Linked DNA regions of Homo sapiens: region 2 is linked to region 1. A link is an interaction called in ENCODE POLR2A ChIA-PET data of the cell type or tissue named here. Cell type or tissue: MCF 10A. All regions are shown on one strand.

Region 1 (4,000 bases):
TTTATCCATTTTCCTGTTAATGGCATTTGAATGGGCTATTATATTTATAATAGCTTTGGGCTATTATAAATAAACTTGCTATGAAAATTTGACTAGACTTCCTTGGGTAGACATATTTTTCTCTTAAGTAGAATACTGACAGTGGAATTATGTGGTTGTATGATAAGTTTATGTTTAACTTTATAAGAAACTGCCAAACTATTTTCCAATGTGATTGTACCATTTTACACACCCACCAGCAGTGTATGAGAGTTCCAGTTCTTCTATGTCCTCGTCACACTTGGTATTATCAATCTTTTTTATTTTTGCCAGTCTAGAGGGTATTGAGAGGCAGTCTCTCAGTGCGTGTGTGTGTGTGTTTTGTTTTGTTTTTTTTAAGATGGAGTTTCGCTCTTGTTGCCCAGGCTGGAGTGCAATGGCGTGATCTCTGCTCACTGCAGCCTCTGCCTCCTGGGTTCAAGCAATTCTCTTGCCTCAGCCTTCCGAGTAGCTGGGATTACAGGTGCCCGCCACCACGCCTGGCTACCTGTTTTTGCATTTTTAGTAGAGACAGGGTTTCACCATGTTGGCCAGGGTGGTTTCGAACTCCTGGCCTCAAGTGATCCGCCCACCTTGGTCTTCCAAAGTGTCAGCATTACAGGCGTGAGCCACCGTGCCCAGCCTCTCAATGTGGTTTTAATTTACATTTCCATGTTGACTAATGATGTTGAGCTCTGTTCAGTTGCTTGTTAGTCATTTATATATCTGTTGCAAAATGCCTATTTATATCTTTTGCCCATTTTTAGAAGTTGAGTTTAAAAGTTGTCTTTTGTTACTGAGGACAAGAGTTCATTATATATTCTAAACACAAGTTCTTTGTCAGATATACAGATTTTGATTTTTTTCTCACAATCTGTGACTCATCTTGTCGTTTTCTTAACAGTATCCTTTGAATACTTTAAGTTTGATAAAACCAATTTATCTTTTTTTGTTTTATAGTTTATGAGATGGGTTGGCTTTTTTTGTAAAGTAATCAGGCTCTTCTGTCAGGAACTCGAGGGCTACTGTAAGGTAACATGAGAGAATAAGGACTTTTGGTCTACAGTGGTAAAGAAATGTGAGTAAGGAATTTGGAGGATCCTGGGGAGGCAGGAAAAATTAGGTGGAAGGTTCCAAAAGAGTGGAAACAACAATAATATCTAGTATTTATATTTATTGAGTGCTTACTATGTTTCAGGCCTTGTAGGATCTTCGCTTGTATTAACTTATGCAATCTCCACACCACTGTGGAATAGGTGCTATTATTATCCCCGTTTTGCATATAGGGAAACAGAGTGATTAAGTAACCTGCCCAAGATCATGCAACTTGTTAAGTGGCAGAGTCAGGATTCAAACCCATAAAAGTGGCTCCTTGCTTTTAACCATTACACTGGTCAAGTGGGGCTGCTGACTGTTAAGTGTCAGGCAAGTAGGCTGAAAAAAATCAGCAGGAGTATTGTTTGAGTGTCCATTGGCATCCTTCCCAGAGTACCACCCAGGTTTCTGTGCCAATGAGCTGTTCAGTCATCATCTGAGGGGGTGCCAACCTAAACCTCTGGTACTACCAAATGCAAAGCAACCTTGTGTGGCACACAAAAATACAGAACTCATACAAGAAACAGGGTGTGTCTGGCCGGGTGTGGTGGCTCACGCCAGTAGTCCCAGCGCTTTGGGGGGCCCAGGAGGGTGGATCACGAGGTCAGGAGTTCAGGACAAGCCTGGCCAAGATGGTGAAACCCTGTCTCTACTAAAAATACAAAAAATTAGCCAGGCGTGGTGGCAGGTGCCTGTAATCCCAGCTACTCAGGAGGCTGAGGCAGAGAATTGCTTGAACCCGGGAGACAGAGGTTTCAGTGAGCTGACATCGCGCCACTGCACTCCAGCCTGGGTGACAGAGCAAGACTCTGTCTCAAAAAAAAGAAAGAAAGAAAGAAAGAAAGAAACAGGGTGTGTCTGGCAGGGCATGGTGGCTCACGCCTGTAATCTCAGTACTTTGGGAAGCCGAGGCGAGTGAATCATTTGAGGTCAGGAGTTTTGAGACCAGCCTGGCTGACATGGTGAAACCCTGCCTCTACTAAAAATACAAAAATTAGCCAGGTGTGGTGGTGCATGCCTGTAATCCCAGCTCTTTGGGCGGTTGAGGCAGGAGAATTGCTTGAACCTGGGAGGTGGAGGTTGCAGTGAGCTGAAATCATGCCACTGTACTCCAGCCCGGGCAACACAGCGAGACTCCATCTCAAAAAAAAAAAAAAAAAAAGAGGCCAGGCACAGTGGCTCACACCTGTAATCCCAGCACTTTGGGAGGCTGAGGCAGGTGAATCACCAGGTCATCTCAGCACTTTCGGAGGCCAAGGCAGGTGAATCATTTGAGGTCAGGAGTGTGAGACCATCCTGGCCAACATGGTGAAACCTCATCTCTACTAAAAATACCAAAATTAGCTGGATGTGGTGGCGGGTGCCTGTAGTCCCAGCTACTTGGGAGGCTGAGGCAGGAGAATCGCTTGAACCAGGAGGTGGAGGTTGCAGTGAGCCGAGATCACGCCACTGCACCCCAGCCTGGCGACAGAGCCAGACTCTGTCTCAAAAAAAAAAAAAAAAGAAAGAAACAGAGTGTGGAGATCACAGGCCTCTGATTCTGCTTCTTGACTTGCCCCCTAGGAAGGTTCTCATGGGGTTTTATGTCTAACCTCCCACATTGTGAAGTCCATTTCCATGCCTGCTGGGACTCTCCTGCATCCTGGACATGGCACCTCTGTTTGCATCTCCTGTCTCTGGCTCTACCTCCAGCCTTTTAGTACCATTTTGGTCCTTTGGTCCTGTTTGTGCCCAGTTCTGAGGGGCCTTTATAGAAGTTCCCCATCCCACTACTCACTCCTTGTAGGTTGAGGGCTGCAAGGAGCAAGAGAATGTCGGAAGGTCCCATGCTTCCACTTCTGTAGGTTAGGTGGCTAGGTACTGTTAAAGATGTGAAAATATGATACCCAGTGAACATATTTCAAAAAGTCACTTGAAGAGACATATTTTTTTCATGTTATCTTTTAAGCTATGAGAAAAGTTTGTATATTTTGAGATTATTCTTTTTTCAGAATGTCAGGATAGTATTAGCTTCTTCTTCATTGTAGAAAAAATAGCTGTGTCGAAGCATCTGCAGATAAAGGGTTGACAATAACAGAGAGAGACTAGAAAATGGGAAGTGGGACATTTTTATTATTATTTTAGGACAGAGTCTCACTCTGTCACCCAGGCTGGAGTGCAGTGGCGTGATCTCAGCTCACTGCAACCTCCACCTCGCGGTTCAAGCGATTCTCCTGCCTCAGCCTCCTGAGTACCTGGGACTACAGATGCGTGCCACCACACCAGGCTGATGTTTTTTGCATTTTTAGTACAGATGGGGTTTCACCATGTTGTCTAGGCTGGTCTCAAACTCCTGACCTCAGGTGATCTGCCCACCTTGGCCTCCCAAAGTGCTGGGATTATAGGTGTGAGCCACTGCGCCTGGCCTGAGACATTATTATATATCACTAAAATACTACTCTCTCCAACGATATGAGGTAAATAAAACAAAAACCCCCAAGTGGTCCAAGGCTTGAAGGGTTCAAATGAGAGAGATGAGCTATTAGAAATATTAATGCAGTCAAGGGCATGATAAAATGTGACGTTAAAATGAACTTTTCATTGTACTTACCTTTGTTGAGGTGTAAGTGAGACCCCTAGGCCACAATAACCATATTTTTAAAGAAGATTTATCCTTAGTGGAAGATCTTTAACTCTCAAATGTGGACAATTTTTTTATTTAATAGTTTTGAATTACATTCCTTTTGCTATGTGGTAATTATATATGACCGAATTTCATTTGGAGCCACTTACGCCTCATTTTCCTAAATGTCATACAAAATGTGTCCATACATCAAATTAGAAAAGGCCGGCTTTTGGACTATAGTAATAATCACCTGTGGTTTTTTTCTTGTGACTTGACTGAGCA
Region 2 (4,000 bases), 900 kb after region 1:
ATCAATCAAGAGGGATAGCAGATCCAAGACACTCTCAGACATCCAAAGATTCAAATGTTCTGTCTCCCACACACCCTTTCTTTAGGTAGCAAATGTAAAACAAGAAAGAGAAAGACACAGCTTCCAGGAAGCAGGGGTTCCAACACAGGACAGCCATGAAGGGGAATCTCAGGAAAATGCATACAGTTGGCCTAAAGAGTAACCAGGAAGGGAGCATATGGGAAAACGTGTAGCCACAGGTGCAGAGAAAAGCAGACACATCAAAGGCAAGGCAGCTATGAACTCCAGGACAAAGAGTTAAACAGCGTCAAAACATTGTATGAGTGGACTCTTCGTTTATCGTGAAGCAATATTTGAACACATATAATACTGTATACACCAGTGAATAAAATGACCAAAATGTGAGAAAACTATGGTAGGCAGAGGTTAGCAGTGGGAAAGCTGTGGGAGAGTTAAGTTCATATCTACTATGACAAAATATAAACCAATAATATCAATTGTTGATGAATAAAACGATATCCATATAAACATATCATTTAGGGACATGGTAAATACAAGGAAGAAAATTCAGAGGAGTTGAGGGTAGTTGCCTCTAGTGAATGGATTTCAGGACATAGGAAGAGGTGAGATACTAACTTTTTAAACTATGTCCATTTATTATATCACTAAATACAAATAATAGCTTTGAAAACTATCCTTTAAAAATAATGAATTTTTTTATGTCTGTATCAAAATATATCATGTACCCCATTAAATATATGCAGCTACTATGTACCCATGAAAATTAAAATAAAAATGTTTCAAACTAAATAAATAAATAATAAAAATAAAATAACTTTTTTAAAAGTAATGAATTTTTCAATGTGTTAACCAATTTTAACACACTGGATAACAGCAATATAATCTATCTGTAATCCATAATTTTTAAATGTTATAAATTTAAATTTATAAGATAAAATTTTAATCAATCTTTTAATGCCAAGGCACTAAAGGCACAAACAGTAGATTACAAAACATTTATGATAGATCAGAACAGTTTTTTCTAATACATATGTATATTTTTAACTTTTTATTTTAAAATAATTATAGATTCACAGGAAGTTGCAATAAGAGTAGAAAGGGGTCAGTATATCCTTCATCCAGCTTCCCCTAAGGGTCTCATTTACATGACTGCAGTACAATAACAAAACCAGGAAACTGGCTGGGTGTGGTGGCTCAAGCCAGTAATCCCAGCACTTTGGGAGGCTGAAGTGGGTGGATCACCTGAGGTCAAGAGCTCAAGACCAGCCTGGCCAACATGGTGAAACCCTATCTCTACTAAAAATACAAAAATTAGCTGGGTGTGGTGCTGGGCACCTGTAATCCCAGCTACTTGGGAGGCGGGAGGCTGAGGCAGGAGAACCACTTGAACCTGGGGGGCAGGAGGCTGAGGCAGGAGAACCACTTGAACCTGGGGGGCAGAGGTTGCAGTGAGCTGAGATCATGCCACTGTACTCCAGCCTGGGTGACAGAGCAAGATTCTATCTCAGAAACAAAACAAAACAAAAAACCAGGAAACTGGCATTAGTACAATGTGTGTGTACAATTCTATACCCTCCTGGCATGTGTATAGATTCATGTGATTCCCCTCTGCAATCAACTGTTTCATCACTACAAAGATTTCTCTCCTGCTGTCCCCACAGTTTCTAAACCCTGACAATCACTAATCTGTTTTTCATCTCTAAATTTTGTCATGGTTAGAGTGTTATGTAAATGGAATCGTATCTACAAGATTGGCTTTTGAGACTGGCTTTTTTCATTCAGCATAGTACCCGTGAAGTCTATGCAGGTTGCCATGTGTCTCAGTAGTCCATTTCTATTGATTGCCAAGTATGATTCCATAGTATGGCTGTATCACAGTTAGTTTAGCCACTCACCTATTGAAGGACATCCTGGTTGTTTCTACTTATTGGCTACTGCAATTAAGCTGCTGTAAGCATTTCTGTACAAGTTTTTGTGTGGACATACATTTTTATTTTTCTGGGATAAATGTCCAGGAGTGGGATTTCTGGGTTGTAGGGCAAGTTCATGTTTAGTTTTGTAAGAAACTGCCAATCTCTTTTTTCCAGGGTAGTCATCCCTTTTTACATTTCACTAGCAATGGTGAGAGACCCAGGTTCTCCACATCCTCACCAGCATTTGGTGTTGTGACTGTTTTTTATTTTAGCTCTTCTAGTAGGTGTGAAGTGATAGCTATCATGGTCTTAATTTGCATTTCCCTAACACCTCATGACTCTGAACATCTTTTCATGTGCACATTTGCCATCCATGTGTCCTCTTCAGTGAATTGTCTCCTCATGGTTTTTTGCTCATTTTCTAATTGTATTGTTTGTTGTTTTGTTGTTGAGTTTTGAGAGTTTTTTAATATATTCTACATATGAATCTTTTGTCAAATATTTGTGGTTTACAAATGTTTTCTCCCAGTCTGTAGCTTACTCTCTTTTTATCCTCTTGGCAAGGTCATTTTAAATCTTTTTGGTTACTTTATTTTATTTTCTTGTAAACTGACAATTTATAATTGTACATATTTATGGGGCACAAATTGATGTTATGATTTATGAATACACTAGAGAATAATTAAATCAAGCTAATTAACATATCCATCACCCAAAATGCTTATCATTTTTTATGGTTAGAACATTTGAAATTTACTGTCTTAGCAATTTTGAAATGTACAAAACTCTATTATTAACTATATGCACCATGCTATGCTATGCAATAGATTTTTTTTTTTTTAAAATCTTACTCCTCCCATCTAAGATGTTGTACTCTTTGACCAGCATCTCTCCACTCCCCACAACCCCTGGCCTCTGTAACTACCATTCCACTCTCTGCTTCTATGAGTTTAATTGCCTTAGGTTCCACATACAGATGAGAATGTGCAGTATTTGTCTTTCTATGCCTGGCTTATTTCACTTATCATGATGTTCTCCAGTTTCATCCATGTGGTTGCTAATGACAGAATTGTCTTCTTTTTTAAGGCTGAATAGTATTTCATTGTGTGTATATACCACATTTTCCTTATCCAGCCATCTGGTGGATTGACATGTAGGTTGATCCCGGAACTTGGCTATTGTAAATAGTGCTACAATGAACATGGGAGTGCAGACATTTCTGACTAACTGGGTTTAAATCTTTTGGGTAAATACCCAGAAATGGGATTGCTGGATCTCATTTCTAATTTTGATTAGGTCAAGTTTTTGATATTTTTCTTTAATAAATCATTTTTGTTGTCATATCAAATTACTCTCATCAAGTCCTATGTCCTGATGATTTTCTTCTATAATTTCTTCTAAAAGTTTTATAGTTTATGTGTTATATTTATATTTATGATCCATTCTGAGTTAAATTTTTTTTGTATACAGTGTAAGGCTTAAGTTGAGGTCCATAGTTTTGACTATAGATATCTGATTATTCCAGCACCTTTCTTGAAGAATTATCCTTCTTCCATTGAATTGCTTTTGCACCTTTGTCAAAAATCAGTTGGTCATAATTGTTTTGGTCTATTTCTGGATCTTTTCTTCAGTTCCATTGCTCTATGTGGCTACCCCTCTGCCAATACCACACAGTTATATAATATCTTGAAATCAGATAGACTGATTCTTCCCACTTTCTTCTACTTCTTGATTATTGTTTTAGTTATTTTAGGTCCTTCATATTTCTATATAAATTTTAGAATTATCCTGCCTATACTACAAAGAAAAAATGTTGCTTGAACTTTGATAGAGTTGTATTAAGTCTGCATATCAATTTGGGGAGAATTGGCATCTTAGCTATGTTGAGACTTCCAATCCATGAATATCATATATCTCCATTTATTTAGATTTTTTTATTTCTTTCATCAGCTTCTGCAGTTTTAAGCATACAAGTCCTATACATATTTTGTTAGAATTATACCTAAGAATTTATTTTTTAGCAATGGTAAATGGCATTGTATTTTTAGTTTTGGTTTCTGTGTGAT

The links. Peaks named below come from ENCODE experiments on the same cell type or tissue, not always from the same donor. Only the 100,000 strongest peaks of a DNase experiment are listed, where the experiment ranks them.
Region 2: POLR2A ChIA-PET joins it to region 1 with 5 read pairs; 2 of 35 experiments call an interaction of 5 or more read pairs at or near these places.

The regions. Positions count from the first base shown.
Region 1 is chr15:80,007,905-80,011,904 of GRCh38, reverse strand. No RefSeq gene overlaps it. Among named protein-coding and RNA genes, the nearest start is that of BCL2A1, 39 kb to the right of the region's middle. RefSeq lists enhancers at 1,581-1,640, 3,603-3,772. In MCF 10A, no CTCF peak of the experiment used is centred here; DNase peaks (open chromatin) are centred at 674, 1,534 and 2,034.
Region 2 is chr15:79,108,772-79,112,771 of GRCh38, reverse strand. No RefSeq gene overlaps it. Among named protein-coding and RNA genes, the nearest start is that of RASGRF1, 20 kb to the right of the region's middle. In MCF 10A, no CTCF peak of the experiment used is centred here; no DNase peak of the experiment used is centred here.